2 separate regions of the Homo sapiens genome follow, and region 1 is linked to region 2. A link is a loop called in an ENCODE intact Hi-C map of the cell type or tissue named here. Cell type or tissue: heart right ventricle. All regions are shown on one strand.

Region 1 (8,000 bases), 150 kb before region 2:
CATATTCTCAGTGATTTAAAAACTGCTCTTTAAATTAAGGCCACTTTGGGCCAGGCACAGTGGCTCACGCCTATAATCCCAGCACTTTGGGAGGCTGAGGCGGGCGAATCACTTGAGGTCAGGAGTTCCAGACCAGCCTGGCCAATATAGTGAAAGCCCGTCTCTACTAAAAATACAAAAATTAGCCAGGTGTGGTGGTGTACGCCTGTAATCCCAACTACTTGGGAGGTGGAGGCTCGAGAATCGCTTGAACTTGGGAGGCAGAGGCTGCAGTGGCCGAGATCGCGCCACTGCACTCCAGCCTAAGCAACAGAGCAAGACTCTGACTCAAAAAAAAAAAAAAAAAAGAAAGAAAAAGTAGAACCTCAAAATCTAATTTTTTTTCCTCATTCAGAGCATTCTGATATAACAGAGTAGACTACAAGATTCAGAAAGTAAGAGCCTGAGGCCACACCAACCCAGTGTCACTGCCTCTCAACACTTGGTGTAAATGCTTGCAGATCCTGCTTTGACTTTTTTTCCTGAAATTTTTTTTTTTTTTTTTTTTTTTTTGGAGACGGAGTCTCACTCTGTCACCCAGGCCAGAGTACGGTGGCATGATCTCGGCTCACAGCAATCTCAGTCTCCTGTGTTCAAGCGATTCTCCTGCCTCTGCCTCCCAAGCAGCTGGGATTACAGGCACACACGACCATGCCCGGCTAATTTTTGTATTTTCAGTAGAGACGGGGTTTCACCATGTTGGCCAGGCTGGTCTCGAACTTCTGACCTCAGGTGATCCTCTCACCTCGGCCTCCCAAACTGCTGGGATTACAGGTGTGAGCCACCGCGCTCAGGCCTGTGAAAAATTTCTCTGAGTTGCTAGTTGTTGGCAACTTAAACTGCCTCTACTCATTCCCTGTTAGGCCTAGTCTTCCAAACTTTTGCTTTTATGAACAACACCAAAAAAGGACTGGTAAGGAATTAGAAAATTTGAAAAGTACGAGTGCAAAAAATCTCAGAATTCTTACAAAATGAACAGAAATGCTTAAAGATAGAGCAGGTTGCAAAACTCCCATTGGTACTCCACTGCATCAGTTTCCTACGGCTGCTCTAAAAACCACCACAAACTTGGTGGCTTAAAACAATGGAAATTTATTCCCTCATAGCTCTGGAGGCCAGAAATCTGAAATCAAAGTGTTGGCAGGGCTGCATTCCCTCCAGAGTTTCTAGGGAAGATCCAGTTCTTTGCTTCTTCCAGCTCTGGTGGCTGAATCACTTCGATCTCAGCCTCTGTGGTCACATTGCCTTTTCCTCTTCCAGCTGAAACCTCCCCCTGCTTCTCTCTTTGAAAGGACACATGTGATTGCGTTTATAGCCCGCCCAGGGCTATATTAGCCCGCGCTAATCCACCATAGTCTACATCTCCAGATCCTTAACTGAATCATACCTATGTATCTTTTTCCCATGTCAGGTAACATTTATAGATTTCTCTCCCTCCACCCATGCTAATACTTAAAGAATTGGTAATTGTGGGGCTATTAATTTTCTACCAAGTTATTGTGTTTGCCAAACGATTGTGTTGGCCAAATTCAGTGGTGTACTGGAGCCAGCACGTACTGACTATGGGAGCCAGTTCTTAATTTCAAGATTTTAGCAGGCTGGTTGTTAAATTGTTGGTAGCTTGAAAGTGGCCATGGTGGGAGGCTTTATATCATGGAAACTGGCAAATATGTATTATAAGTCATGGCTTCCCACGTCCCTCATCCCCGCCCCAGAGAGCCAGTTTACTAACACACCACTGGTTGGCTAAATCTCCCGACTGCTAGAAAACTCAGCTAGAGAGTACATCTCATCCCGAAGAAATTACTCAAGCCCAGAGGCTTGACTCAGGCCTACTACTTGTTTCTTGTATTTCTTTTTTTGCAGTATGTTGAAAGTAACTGTGCATATCTGTCTCCTACAACACATTTTATACTCCTCTAGGGGAGGGCCCTATCTTTTGTGCTTTAGAATCAGTCTGCCTGGCCCATCTCCTAGCAAGAGATCAATAAATATTTGAACTGATCCCTGTAACTGGGCTCTTTGCCGTTTCTGGAGGTGATGCACATACTGATGCCTAGCTGCAATAATTCTAAATATATGTATTTGCATTTCTGTCTCTTTCCTTGTTTGGAAACGTACTCGATATTTTTGCTTCCTGGATGCTCCTGATTAAAGAATTTTGTTACTTTATATTCAATTCTGTTAATAGATTATTAAAAGTAAGGTTCATCTGCTTCACTGGAAATCACTGCTTGTATCAAGCAATGTGTCACATATATTTAGCATGTAGGAGTAGCACAGTAAAAGTAGGCTGAATTGATAGAACGTTAAAAGTCAGATATATTCGGTGTAAGCACTATAGAGCCATAGTGAGTATAGTTTTAAAGATAGAGTTAAATAGAATAAATGCTTTAAAAGGTCACGTAAGGTCGATTGGAAAATTCTTTGTAATTTTTTAAACATCTACTAGGAAAAACTGATGTGAAAAAATTTTCCACTGGCATGGAGCAATTCAATTCACCTAGTAGAACCCAGCAGATCCCAGCCTGTGTGTGGATTATCAGGTAGAATGTAGGCTGCTTTTTGATTTGGCTCACTGTTGATTGCACTGGGCTGGTCTGGATCATTGGATTCTGAAGTTCTCGTGGATGGAAGCAGTGAAGATGTCCTAATAAATGAAGAAAAGCATACGCCTATCAGTTAATAAGCTTCTTTCTTCCCAAAGTGAAACAGTATGGCCATATGAATGGGGTTTTATTATTAACCCTTTAATTCAGGTTGTATACTTTTTGCCAGTTTATACATTTTACTTTTGCTTTTTGTGATTTAGTGATAAAGGAATGATTGCTATAAAGGCCTAATTATCTCCTTACGCTGAAACTTGTTAAGATCAAAATAAAAAGGTAACATGGAAATGATGGATGGTTCCATTTTTTTCACCCTGTCAACCAACATTGGCTAAATGCTGGCTGTGTATAAGGCATTATAAGGCAGGGGTCCCCAAACCCCAGGCTGTGGCCTATTAGGAACCAGGCGGCTCAGCAGGAGGGGAGCTGTGGGCAAGCGAGCATTGCTGCCTGAGCTTCACCTCCTGTCAGACAGGCAGCGGCATTAGATTCTCATAGGAGTGCGAACCCTGTTGTGAGCCATGCATGCCAGGGATCTAGGTTGCACACTGCTTATGAGAATCTCATGCTGCTGATGAGCTGAGGTGGAAGTTTCATCCTGAAACCACTCCCTACCCTGCTGTCCATGGAAAAATGGTCCTCCATGAAACTGGTCCCTGGTGCCAGAAAGGCTGGGGACCACTGCTGTAAGGGACAGGAAGATGACAGATGAGCTTCCTGGCCTCAGGGGCATTATAGTCTAGCACTGTGCTAACTTAAATACAGTCTGTGCACTAGCATCACTTGGGCGCTTCTAGGAGTTCAGAATTGCAGTCCCTTCCCCAGACCTGAATCACACTCTGCATTTCAATAAGATCTCCTATGATTTTAAGTGCTTAATACAATTTACAAAAAAAAAGAAAAACTGGTTGAGTAGATTAAAAAAAATAATAACCACAGTGATCACTGGAGAGGCTACAGGAAAGGTATCAAGAACAAAGGAAGTCATGATTTTTAAAAAAGTTATTTATTTGGAATTTTATTTTGATCTCAGAATAAGTTTGCCCTTGGTCTTCTTATATTAGAAGAATCTCAAAGTTGATGCTGTTTTAGGATTTCTTGTAATCTGAACTCCTTAGGTTGGGGACATTTTCTTGGTGAAAGTTGGTACAGATGTTGCATTTTTGGTTATGTACTGCTTACCAAGCCTCTGACGTCCATGTTCTGTGTCAGTGGCGGCTTCTTTACCAGCGACATCCTTTGTCCCCTTGCACCTTAGGGGACTGAGAGCAATAATCTGCCATATTGCTTCTGTATCAAGTGATCCCATGGGGACAGTGCAGCTAAGGCTTAGGATGTCAGATCTGTTCGCCCTTTTCAGGCATGAAGACTTTGAAAGGTGGGAGTTGGGCTGGTGGTGATACATATGCATAAATGTTTGTGTTGAGTCTTTCCCTTTGAGGGGAACAACACTATTAATTCCGTTGAAGGCACTGTGGCTTTTAAAGCCAGGGTTTAATGAGAAGTCAGTGCTTTTCCTTCTTTTAAGTTTTAAAGCAGTGGTAGTTGAGGGCAACCTGAAAACGGGGCCGGCGCTGATTAGGTAATTAGCTGCGTTTTGCCTTCCATGACTTCTTTCTAGAGTACAATCACTTGTTTCATTCCTTGGTGGGTGGAAAGGTGGATAAAGGAAGAAGGATTTAATGTACTATGGGGAATGTGTTTGCTGTGGTCCTGGGGGTAATACCGTTTGGTTGTTTTGTTTTTTTAATTATAAATATCTGGCTCAAAGTATTTACTTTTGATATTGAGATAAGCTTTCATTATTCGTGTGTACAAATTACCTCATAGAAAGATTTCCATTTAAGTGTACTCTTAAATTATTCACAGGAGATGACAGTTGGAAAACCTACTGTACGCTGTCCTAAGCTAAAGGTCCCTGTGGGTTGTCTGGGTGATTCATGTGGTAATCTGATGAGAGGCACACTTCACTGCTCCCAGCCCAGGCAGGGCCACTTCAGAACGTGACACCATTGAGAGTAGTCCTCTTCTGTGCTCTATGTGGTTCTCTTTGCACCTTTGTCTCTTTTCACATGCCTTCTGTTTATGCACCTCACTCCCAGCCAAACCAGCCAACCCCAGCGGCGCTTGCAATCCAGCCGTGTTTTCCCATTGATTTCTAACTTCAGGGTGCTGCCTCTCTTGTTCTCTTTGCTAGGTTTGACAGGGCAGGCAAGCTACACATGGAAATGAAAAGTCACAGTGCTCATTTGTGGCCTGTGAGGCCAAAAAACTGATGGCACTTGAAATTAGTTCCTATTTTTGGCTGGCATTTTACACAGATGGCGAGTAGAGCAATTACATGCCTGGTTGCGTTGAAAGGTTTGTCTAATCCTATATCCTGTCCTCTTTAACACTTTTTATTAAGTCTCCAACTTTCATTTATGATAAACTCCTTTTTCAGGATGCCAGTATATGCTGAAACATAAAATATTGTGTCTTATGGCAAGAACCTTCCAAATATATTCAGTCTATTCCTTTGACTCTTGGTAGAAGCATAGATAAATCTTTCCAAATTCATGGGCATTTGACTTAGGAATTCCCAAAGGAGATGATTCTAGAACTTCCTCTAGTAATTTATTCTGGTGCCTCCAGTTTTTATAGTTAAATTTTCCTTAATGTATTATGTAAATCATTTCTGAAATATATAGAGTAATATAGAGTAATTTCTTGTCCCTTTGTCAGCAGTGATGGGTAAGTGACCCTCAAATGTGGAGAACTAAGTATAAAAGATGCAATTGATCATAAACATGGTGTAAAGATCCACCTGGGGGTCATTATGCAGGGTCTGCTCCTCCAGCCATTTCAGCCATTTCAACCCTGGGGCTTCCGTCCCGCTGGTGAAGGAGGGGGGTGCTGGCCAAAGGCAGCTGCGACAAAGCCCTTCCACAGAGGCTCTGCCTTTTATTCCGTGAGCCCTCATTAACTCCCATTAAACATGTAATTTAAACAAGCCTGTTTATGTGATTCCTAAGGCCTGAAGCTCAGCAGTGGCAAAGTGGTAGGAAGGGAGCAGTTATTGGCACATGTGATGACAGCAGAAGTTCGAATTTGACAGCCTGACAGTGAGAGGGGAGGGGGCAGCCCAGCACGGTAAGGAAGGCAGATAAAATCTGTTCAGCACGTCTGTCTCACATGGGGACAAGGCAGTCTAATGTAGGTTTTCTTGGAGAAAAATAGCTACGTTAAGATGTTTTCATTACTTTGAAGATTATAGCTGAAGTTATTTTTTTTAAAAACCAATTACTGTAAAAGTAGGATTTGCAGGCGGGGAGCGGTGGGTCATGCTTGTAATCCCAGCACTTTGGGAGGCTGAGGCGGGCAGATCACCTGACATCAGGAGTTTGAGATCAGACTGGCCAACATGGCAAAACCCTGTCTCTGCTAAAAATACAAAAATTAGCCAGGCGTGGAGATGCGCGCCTGTAGTTCCAGCTACTTGGGAGGCTGAGGAAAGAGAATCGCTTAAACCCGGGAGGCGAAGGTTGCAATGAGACAAGATCGCGCCACTGCGCTCTGGCCTGAGTGACAGAGTGAGACTCTGCCTCAAAATAAATAAATAAATAAATAAATAAATAAATAAATAAATAAATAAATGTAGGGATTTTTCCACGGCAGGGTTATTGTGAAGGTTAGCAATAATATACAGGAAGCTTTTGGCACAAAGTAGCCTTGGCCCTGCTGCCAGGAGGGGCTGATTTGTATGGCTCTTGGGTTGATAATCCACATAACTAAAATGTGGGGTTCATCGTGGTTGCTAAACAAATATAGCTTGAGTGAATATAGTAGCTTCTTAAGAAGCCCACTTAGGATGTTCTAAGCTAATTAGAGTATATATCTAATATGCATAGTTAAGATCTAATTATTACCTACAAAGCTGATTTAAACCATTATATTCTCTTGATCAACAGGAACTCTGATCCAGTTGTAAAAGTAGTTAATTTATTTGACTTTCTTAGATAAATGAAGATTTAATAATCAAGGCCCAATATAACAGAAATATGGACTAGCCAGTAGACAGAGAATTGGTTATTATACAAACGTATCCCTAGGTCTTATGATTTGTGGGTGCACAGTTTCTGGAAATCTGGCAGACGTGGGCACTTACTTTGACGGAGAGTCATGAGTCTAGTCCCTGAATGGACTAGTTATCATTTTGGCTGCTTGGCAGGAAATGTTCCTTTAGCTTCTCCTGTTAACCCTTTCCTTGAAGTGTACAGGGTTGGGGGCCCTGGAGGAAAACACGCCAGTTACTAATGATACCAATTCACCTTTGCTGCTGTGTGTATGCACATTCCATGGAGGGGGAGTTGAGGAAAGCGCTCAACAGCACTTCTGGTAAATAAAAAATAGCACTTGGACCAGGCACGGTGGCTCATGTCTGTAATCCCAGCACTTTGGGAGGCCGAGGCAGACAGATCACCTGAGGTTGGGAGTTCGAGACCAGCCTGACCAACATGGAGAAACCCCGTCTCTACTAAAAATACAAAATTAGCTGGGTGTGGTGGCATATGCCTGTAATCCTAGCTACTCGGGAGGCTGAGGGAGGAGAATCACTTGAACCCGAGAGGCAGAGGTTGTGATGAGCTGAGATTGCGCCATTGCACTCCAGCCTGGGCAACAAGAGGGAAACTCCGTCTCCAAAAAAAGAAGAACACACAAGGTTTAAGCATATATATAATTTTTTATTTTTATTTATTTCTTTTGAGATAGGGTCTCACTCTATTGCCCAGGCTGGAGTGCAGTGGTGCAACCACAGCTCACTGAAGCCTCGATTTCCTGGGCTCAAGCGATCCTCCCACCTCAGCCTCCTGAGTAGCTGGGACCACAGGCAAGTACCACCATGCCTGACTTAACTTTTTTTCTTTTCTTTTTTTTTTTTTTTGCATTATTTGTAGACACAGAGTTTTGCCATGTTTCCCAGGCCGAGCTTGAACTCCTAAGCTCAAACGATTCATCTACCTTGGCCTCCCAAAGTGCTGGGATTACAGACGTAAGCCACCGTGCCCAGCCAGATATTTTTAAATTAAAAATGCAGCTGCAGGATGTAGAGAGTAGGGAGAAGAGAATTGTGTTCATTGTTTGGGTTCCATGGCTCCTTTGAGTGTGCACAGATGTGTGGCGGGGGTCTCGTGAACCAGTGAAATGGCAAACAGCATTTGGGGCATTAATGGATTTCTCTGGTGAGATGGTCTTTTTTTACTTTTCCTTTTATATTTTGAGACTCTCAAAAAGTGTTTTCTACTCAGAAAGAAGAGAGTGGATGTTTGATGTTAGCCACTGGTGTTATGCACAACTATTTTAACTTTGCCT
Region 2 (8,000 bases):
TGAACCCGCACTGTTGTCCCTCTGTGACTCAGCCGTCCCTCTAAATGCTCCAGCAAATAGGGAGAATGGGTCCCAAGCTATGCCGTATAATTGTAGAAACAACCTGGCCTTCCCAGCCCACCCCCAAGATGTGGATGGCAAGAGTGAATCTAGTTATTCAGGGGGCGGAGGGCACAGCAGCTCGGAGCCCTGGGAATACAAATCCTCAGGTAATGGAAGGGCATCCCCCCTGAAGCCGCATTTAGCAACTCCTGGCTATTCCACTCCCACAAGTAACATGAGCAGCTGCAGTTTGGACCAAACGTCCAACAAAGAGGATGCTGGGTCGCTGTATTCTGAGGACCACGATGGCTACTGTGCATCTGTGCACACTGACTCTGGACATGGATCTGGGAATCTGTGCAATAGCAGTGATGGCTTTGGGAACCCCAGGCACAGCGTGATCAATGTTTTTGTTGGAAGAGCTCAGAAAAACCAAGGGGACCGGTCCAATTACCAGGATAAATCCCTATCAAGAAACATCTCTTTGAAGAAAGCAAAGAAGCCTCCCCTGCCACCCTCCCGGACAGACTCCCTCCGCAGGATTCCCAAGAAGAGCAGCCAGTGCAACGGGCAGGTGCTCAACGAGAGCCTGATCGCCACACTCCAGCACTCGCTGCAGCTGAGCCTCCCAGGCAAGAGTGGCAGCTCGCCCTCCCAGAGCCCCTGCAGTGACTTGGAAGAGCCCTGGCTGCCCCGCTCCCGGAGCCAGAGCACAGTTAGTGCTGGCAGCAGCATGACTTCCGCCACCACCCCCAATGTCTACTCCCTGTGCGGGGCCACGCCATCGCAGAGTGACACAAGCAGCGTCAAGTCAGAGTACACGGACCCCTGGGGTTATTACATTGACTACACGGGCATGCAGGAAGATCCGGGGAACCCGGCAGGGGGCTGTTCAACCAGCAGTGGGGTGCCCACTGGGAACGGGCCAGTCCGCCATGTCCAAGAAGGGTCCAGAGCCACAATGCCCCAAGTGCCCGGTGGTTCAGTCAAACCAAAGATCATGTCACCAGAGAAGTCACACAGAGTCATTTCTCCATCCAGTGGGTATTCCAGCCAGTCGAATACACCCACAGCACTCACCCCTGTGCCTGTGTTTTTAAAATCAGTGTCACCAGCAAACGGGAAGGGGAAGCCCAAGCCCAAGGTACCAGAAAGGAAGTCCTCTCTGATATCTTCAGTATCCATTTCCTCATCGTCCACTTCTCTTTCTTCTAGTACTTCTACTGAAGGAAGTGGCACTATGAAGAAGCTGGATCCAGCCGTGGGCTCTCCCCCGGCTCCTCCTCCTCCTCCTGTTCCCTCTCCTCCATTCCCTTGTCCTGCAGACAGGTCTCCTTTCCTTCCTCCCCCACCTCCTGTCACAGATTGCTCCCAGGGCTCTCCTCTGCCTCACTCTCCTGTGTTCCCCCCTCCGCCGCCAGAAGCTCTCATTCCTTTCTGCTCCCCACCTGATTGGTGCCTTTCTCCTCCCCGCCCTGCACTGAGCCCCATTCTTCCAGATTCACCTGTGTCCTTGCCATTGCCCCCACCTCTCTTACCTTCCTCGGAACCCCCACCTGCCCCACCTCTTGACCCCAAATTCATGAAAGACACCAGGCCGCCTTTCACAAATTCTGGCCAGCCAGAATCCTCCCGGGGATCCTTGAGGCCGCCTTCTACCAAGGAGGAGACCAGCAGGCCCCCCATGCCCCTGATAACCACGGAAGCATTGCAGATGGTGCAGTTGAGGCCCGTGAGAAAGAACTCAGGCGCTGAGGCGGCACAGTTGTCTGAACGAACAGCTCAGGAACAACGAACTCCAGTTGCTCCACAGTACCACTTAAAGCCATCTGCTTTCCTGAAATCCCGAAATAGCACAAATGAAATGGAGAGTGAAAGCCAGCCTGCCTCTGTGACAAGCTCGCTTCCGACGCCTGCCAAGAGCTCGAGTCAGGGTGACCATGGCAGTGCGGCTGAGCGTGGTGGCCCTGTGAGCCGCAGCCCTGGAGCTCCAAGCGCTGGGGAGGCAGAGGCTCGGCCCAGCCCCAGCACCACCCCACTCCCAGACTCTTCACCCAGCAGGAAGCCACCCCCCATTTCCAAGAAGCCCAAACTGTTCCTGGTGGTACCACCTCCGCAGAAAGATTTTGCAGTGGAGCCCGCAGAGAACGTGAGCGAAGCCCTCCGAGCTGTGCCCAGCCCCACGACGGGAGAGGAGGGCTCTGTGCACAGCAGGGAGGCAAAAGAGAGTTCTGCAGCCCAAGCTGGCTCTCATGCCACGCACCCTGGCACCTCGGTTCTTGAGGGAGGAGCTGCAGGATCCATGTCTCCCAGCAGAGTGGAAGCCAATGTCCCCATGGTTCAGCCTGATGTCTCACCAGCCCCCAAGCAGGAGGAGCCAGCCGAGAACAGTGCGGATACTGGGGGCGATGGGGAGAGCTGCCTATCTCAACAGGACGGAGCAGGTGAGTCTGGCTTCCTGGCTTCTCTCTCCTGTGCCCTCTGCCCATATGCAGCTGAACCAGATAGGGTTGTTGAATGCTCACACGTGGAAAGAACCCAGGTAGATCAGATTCCTGTTAAAGCTAGCAGTATGTAGGCTTCCTGTGTTAAAACACAGATTAAGTTACCAACTTTGCATTTTGTTATTATTTTTAAAATCTAGACCTAAAGGCATGGCAGAAAATAGGGGGATGGAGATGATCTGCAGCAGGCTGGGTATTAAATAGCAATGGGTAACACCTCCCTTCCGAAGAGCCGCGCAAAGAAACGTTGCAACAAAATTTAAGAGAGATGCCATGGGCGTTCCATACTTTAACAAAGAATGAGCTCTGGCTCTCAGGCTAGTGTCATTTCCTCCCTTCTTTGTAAACTATCAAACTACAGACCCACGGCATCTCCCTGTGGTTCTCACATTGTCGGGAATGGCAGGGAAGCAGCATATTTAGAAGCTTGGCTGAGGACTGAAATTCCAGTCACTTGTGCGTCTTGTATGCCTGCCTGCTCTTCTGTAGCTGGGGTGCCGGAGACCAACGCAGCCGGTTCATCCTCAGAGGCCTGTGACTTCCTCAAGGAAGACGGGAATGATGAGGTAATGACCCCCAGTCGACCCAGGACCACAGAAGACCTTTTTGCAGCTATTCACAGGTATTTCAAACTCCTTCCTCTGACTTTAATCTACTGTGTAATTCCTTCTTTCCAAGCAGCACCTCAATTTACTTTTCTTCCTTGAGGTTTCTTCTGTCACCCAATCATAACTCCTTAACTTTACTGTTGATTTTTTAGTGGGTTTCTACAGTTTTATTTCCTCTGGCTCCAATTTCTGTTTTACTTTGTCTCACTGATTTTTATGACATTGGGGACAGTGGCTCAATGTGATACGTTCTGGTAGGCGCTGCTCTTCCTGGCAAGGAGCGCAGTGTGGCAGTCATAAGACAGAGTATATTAGCAAGAGTCGGATTAAAGTGACTGACAGTGCAGTCAGGAGGAGGAATGCTATGTTCTGTGGACTTAGGATGCACAGACTAGCTCCATGGGACTCTCTTCCTAAAGATGTTTTAGTTTATTCTAATTTTTTTCATTTTACAGAAAAACCACAGTTATACAGAGCAATTTCTTTGGCTGCTTAAGTGTTTCTATAAAAGAGTACGGCCCTTTAAGCGGGAGCAAAAGAATGACTTATGCTTGTTAATATACCACTAGTGCCATCTACTGGCATCAGAAATCGTTGGGTTTAAAAACAAACAAAAAGGGTAAAATTTTCAAAGTAATGGCCTGAACTGTTACACTTTTTATATGTGGTCACCTTTAAGAGTAAATATGATTTAGCACTGAAGTTTTACTTACTGCATCACTTTTCTGATTGGAAACAGCTGACTACTCCCACACAGTGTCATCGTAAAAGCTGATGACTGTATATGTGCAACTACGTTAAGCCGTAATGCTGTATAAACCTTTTGCTTCCTTCTAGACTTCTCTACCACGGTATTTCCAGGTAACTCTAATGAATGTCCTTATGCTGCCAAGGCCTTATTTTGCCCTGAATGAAGATCCTTTCTTTTTTTTTAACCTCCTGAAACAAAGCATCCTGTAGAATCATTTGATTCTGTGTGTGAATGATCTTATGTCAGCACTGCTTTCCCAATTCTTGGACTCTCCCTGAAAAGACTATTGCATAAGATGAAAAACATAGTGCTGTACCTACCTGAAACTCTTCATGCAACACATTAACATCTAACTTGGTGTGGGGGGAACGAAGCCGGTGAATTAATGTTCTTGTCAAGAATTACGCTCTTTACGTCGCTCCTCTAGTGTTGGTATAATAGATCCTAAAGACTGCCCCTTTTAACATGGACTGGTTTCTTCAGTCTCATTAGAAGTGAAAAGGTAGCTGGTTGTCCAATTATTTCTCAAAACAGAGAAATGATAAATGATGCATCCTTTGAAACTTCAGTGGCAATTCTAGAAGTTCCCATAGATGTTTCTAACTCTTAACCACGCTAGACACATAAGAAGCACTCAATAAATATTTCCTGAATTAAATGAAACCAACTGGTATTTAACCATTAGAAGATTCTTCCAAGACTCAGAGTATTTCATTTAGTATGGAATGCACTGGGTTGCTAAATATACAGGCATATCTGTCTATTTATAATAGCCATCCACAGAGAAGATTTGCGTAGCCTGGTTGTTCTGTGTACTCGATACTTGGTTCCAGTGAGGAAACCCAACTGTTGTGGGTCCAAATTACTGCATATTTTTTCCCAAAAATATGCCAAAGGCCTCTTCTATATTTTGGCAACCTTCTTAAGGCATCGAAAAATGTGTTGTTTCTCTTACTAGGACGTTACATCGACTGCAGATGTAGAAATCGGTCAGTTGGTGTTACTCAGTGCACGTATGAGAGAAGTCAAAGCCAAATAGGCCTTAGGAATGGATTGCAGAGAGAGAGTGAGGACATATGCTAATTTCTGTTGTAGCGTTGAGAATAAATTAGCAGACATAGTAAAAATCCATCTACTGTCTGTGCTTTTTTAGGGCTTTATTTTTATGTCCTTCAGCGCTTAAGCTCATAATTTAAAATAAAGAATATCTAAGTTGAAACACAGCTTCCAAATTTTATAATGCAAATTAATTCGCTTCAGATTTAAAGCCAGATGGAAAATGTAGAACACCAGTTGAGGTGTGAAGTTTTTATATTTATTGAAGTAATTAGTTTTAAAATCAGTGTTAACTGTTTAAGCACTTTTTATAGCTCTCTTCATTAAAAATACATATTCGTGTGTGTGTGTTGTGTATGTATATGCAAAGAATTTGTACATTTAGATTTAATTATTTTAGTGGGCACCTGCTCTTGAGAGATGACAGTGCTTTCATAAAATCCCATCTTTCTTCCTTTTTTTTTTTTTCTTTTTGATACAGAGTCTCACTCACTCTGTCACCCAGGCTGGAGTGCAGTGGCGCGATCTTGGATCACTGCAACCTCTGCCTCCCAGATTCGAATGATTCTCCTGCCTCAGCATCCCAAGTAGCTGGGATTATAGGCGTGTGCCACCATGCCCGGCTAATTTTCGTATTTGTAGTACAGACATGGTTTCACCATGTTGCTCAGGCTGGTCACCCCATCTTCTTTCTTAATTCTATGTCTACAATTAAAGGTCATAGTTTTACTCAAGTTTAGTTGTGACTTGTTTAATGGATCTCAGCATACTCTCACCGTTTAAAATCTAAATTACAAATTAAGTCACCAGCCAATACCTAAAAGAATGAAATGAGCAGAGCTGCTTTGGGGAGTAGACCATGTAAGTGGTGAGGCCATGTGCTATAAGCTCAAGTCCTAGTTGTCATACTAACAAGTTACCTTTTCTCAGTTACCTTTTCTGAAACCCAAAGTGGTTGGACTAGACCATTTCTAACGTCTTTTCTAGCTCTACAGTTTCGAGATGTTAGGATGTCTGTAGTTTTGTCAGCCGGTCCTAACTCTTATCAGGGCAGACTGCTCTTGTTAACTACTGAGTGGGACCATGAAACCTGTATGGTAGGCCATGTTCTGCAGTCCCAAAGAGTCTGGTGCCCTGTCCACTCTGGCCACCCTTCAGACCCTGTATTGGGTCCTTACCATTTCCCAGCCTCTGCTTTAGTGGCATCTTTTTGACCAGAAGAATGGAGATGACGCCAGGAACACCAAGCCCAGGGCAGCCAGCATGGGCCCATGCTGCCCTCTGTCTTGCTGTGTAAGCCACGTAAAAACTAAATCCATTTTCTATGTGACATTCAAAGGTTTGTTAAGCACCTGCTCTATGCCTGACCAATTATGGCTATCACTGCATTCATGAGTACTGACAAACTGTGACCTATATACTGTTATTCCCCTTTTGGTGATAGGAAAAATACACAGTCAGAAATGTTAACTTGTCCAAGGTGACAGAACAAGGAAGCTTTAGCAGTGGGAGTTATGTAGCTAGCTTCTTTATTTCACTTAATCTTCACAAACCTGTGAGGTTGGTATCTTATAAGTGAGGAGGCATGGCATGCATGGGTAATTTGTCCCAGGTCACACAGCGAGAGGTGGGAAGAGTCTGGTTTCAACTCTTAATCTGTGTGTACAGATATCATACTCTCAACCTTTCCCTGCTGCATATTCTACAATTTTATAGCAGGAAAAGAGATATACCCACGTCTTTATTCTATTAACTGTGTTGAGTTTCCTTAAAGCAAGTTCTCCTGCACTTAGCTAAGAGACACAGACTGAGTTGTTGTCATGAAGAGACCAGCAAGGGGCCACTTGGCTCACTGGCTTTATCATCTCTTTGTCACTGGCAATGGAAAGCACATTGAACAGTGAGGTTCTCAGAGACTCAGGACAAGAAATACCTACAGGAAACCTTCAGCTTTCTTTGATTGCCCCTTCGTCTTCCCCACCCCACCCCACCCCTCACATTTTCTTGATCAGTGCAAGGTTTGCTGAGTCGATCATGAAGCAGGGTCTGGCATGGAGGGTTCGCCTTTGTTTTCTGGAAGGCTGGATTTTAGAAGTTGGCACATGGTCCTGGAAGAGCTGAGGAAGACTGGTCTGACGGCAACTTCTAGAATAACTGAGAATGTGAAGCTGAGGAGTTGTTCTAGGACCTGGAGTGGGGTACATCTTAGTACAGGGGATATTCTGGCATGGAACAAGAAAAGGAAGCATAGAAAGAAAGGAGGGTCAGCATGTGAAATTCACTCCGGATCAGCCCGTCTAGGAGAGATCAAGGAAAACTGGCCATTATTAAAACTTTTGGTCCTGTCCAAAGTAAGTTAATAGTGTCTAAGATTTGTTTCAAATAGGGAGGGTGGAGACAAAAGAAGGGTGACCGTAATTAATGATTATCATAGGTGAGTTATGGGCTCATGCGGTCTTGCAGTGAGCTGTTCTCTTTTGTGTGGGTGTTTGAAATTTTCCAAAGTTAAAAATAAATTATTTGCCAGGCACAGTGGCTCACGCCTATAATCCCAGCACTTTGGGAGGCCGAGGCAGGCAGATCACCTGAGGTCAGGAGTTTGAGACCAGCCTGGGCAACATGGCAAAACCCCGTCTCTACTAAAAATACAAAAATTAGCTGGGCTGGGCATGGTGGCAGGTGCCTGTAATCCCAGCTACTTGGGAGGCTGAGGCAGGGAGAATCGCTTGAATCCGGGAGGCAGAGGTTGCAATGAGCTGAGATTGCGCTATTGCACTCCAGCCTGAGCGACAGAGTGAGTCTCAAAAAAATAAAATAAATTATGCATTTATTACTTTTTCTTTTTTTTTGAATAGAGATAAGGTCTTACTGTGTTGCCCAGGCTGGTCTCGAACTCCTAAGCTCAAGTGATCCTCCCACCGTGGCCTCCCAAAATGCTGGGATTACAGGTGTGAGCCACTGTGCCCAGTCAAAAATAAATTTTTTGAAAGTGAATCTTAAGTAGATGGTGACCTGAAGATGCGATAAGAGCAGAGTGGT

The links. Hi-C counts contacts between places; a loop is a spot of excess contacts. Peaks named below come from ENCODE experiments on the same cell type or tissue, not always from the same donor. Only the 100,000 strongest peaks of a DNase experiment are listed, where the experiment ranks them.
Region 1: it touches region 2 in a loop (4-fold over the local background); 39 of 110 quality-filtered maps call a loop at or near these places.

The regions. Positions count from the first base shown.
Region 1 is chr6:138,574,245-138,582,244 of GRCh38, reverse strand. It overlaps a transcript of NHSL1 not described here. Among named protein-coding and RNA genes, the nearest start is that of NHSL1, 79 kb to the right of the region's middle. RefSeq lists an enhancer at 5,063-5,563. In heart right ventricle, no CTCF peak of the experiment used is centred here; no DNase peak of the experiment used is centred here; H3K27ac peaks cover 1,056 bases.
Region 2 is chr6:138,424,879-138,432,878 of GRCh38, reverse strand. NHSL1 (NHS like 1) reads left to right here. Exons shown (of 8, transcript NM_001144060.2): 6 at 1-2,486; 7 at 3,036-3,168. Among named protein-coding and RNA genes, the nearest start is that of MIR3145, 6.4 kb to the left of the region's middle. RefSeq lists enhancers at 1,694-2,193, 2,194-2,695. In heart right ventricle, CTCF peaks have their summits at 3,726 (motif pointing left) and 6,344; a DNase peak (open chromatin) is centred at 1,952; H3K4me3 peaks cover 1,253 bases; H3K27ac peaks cover 5,616 bases.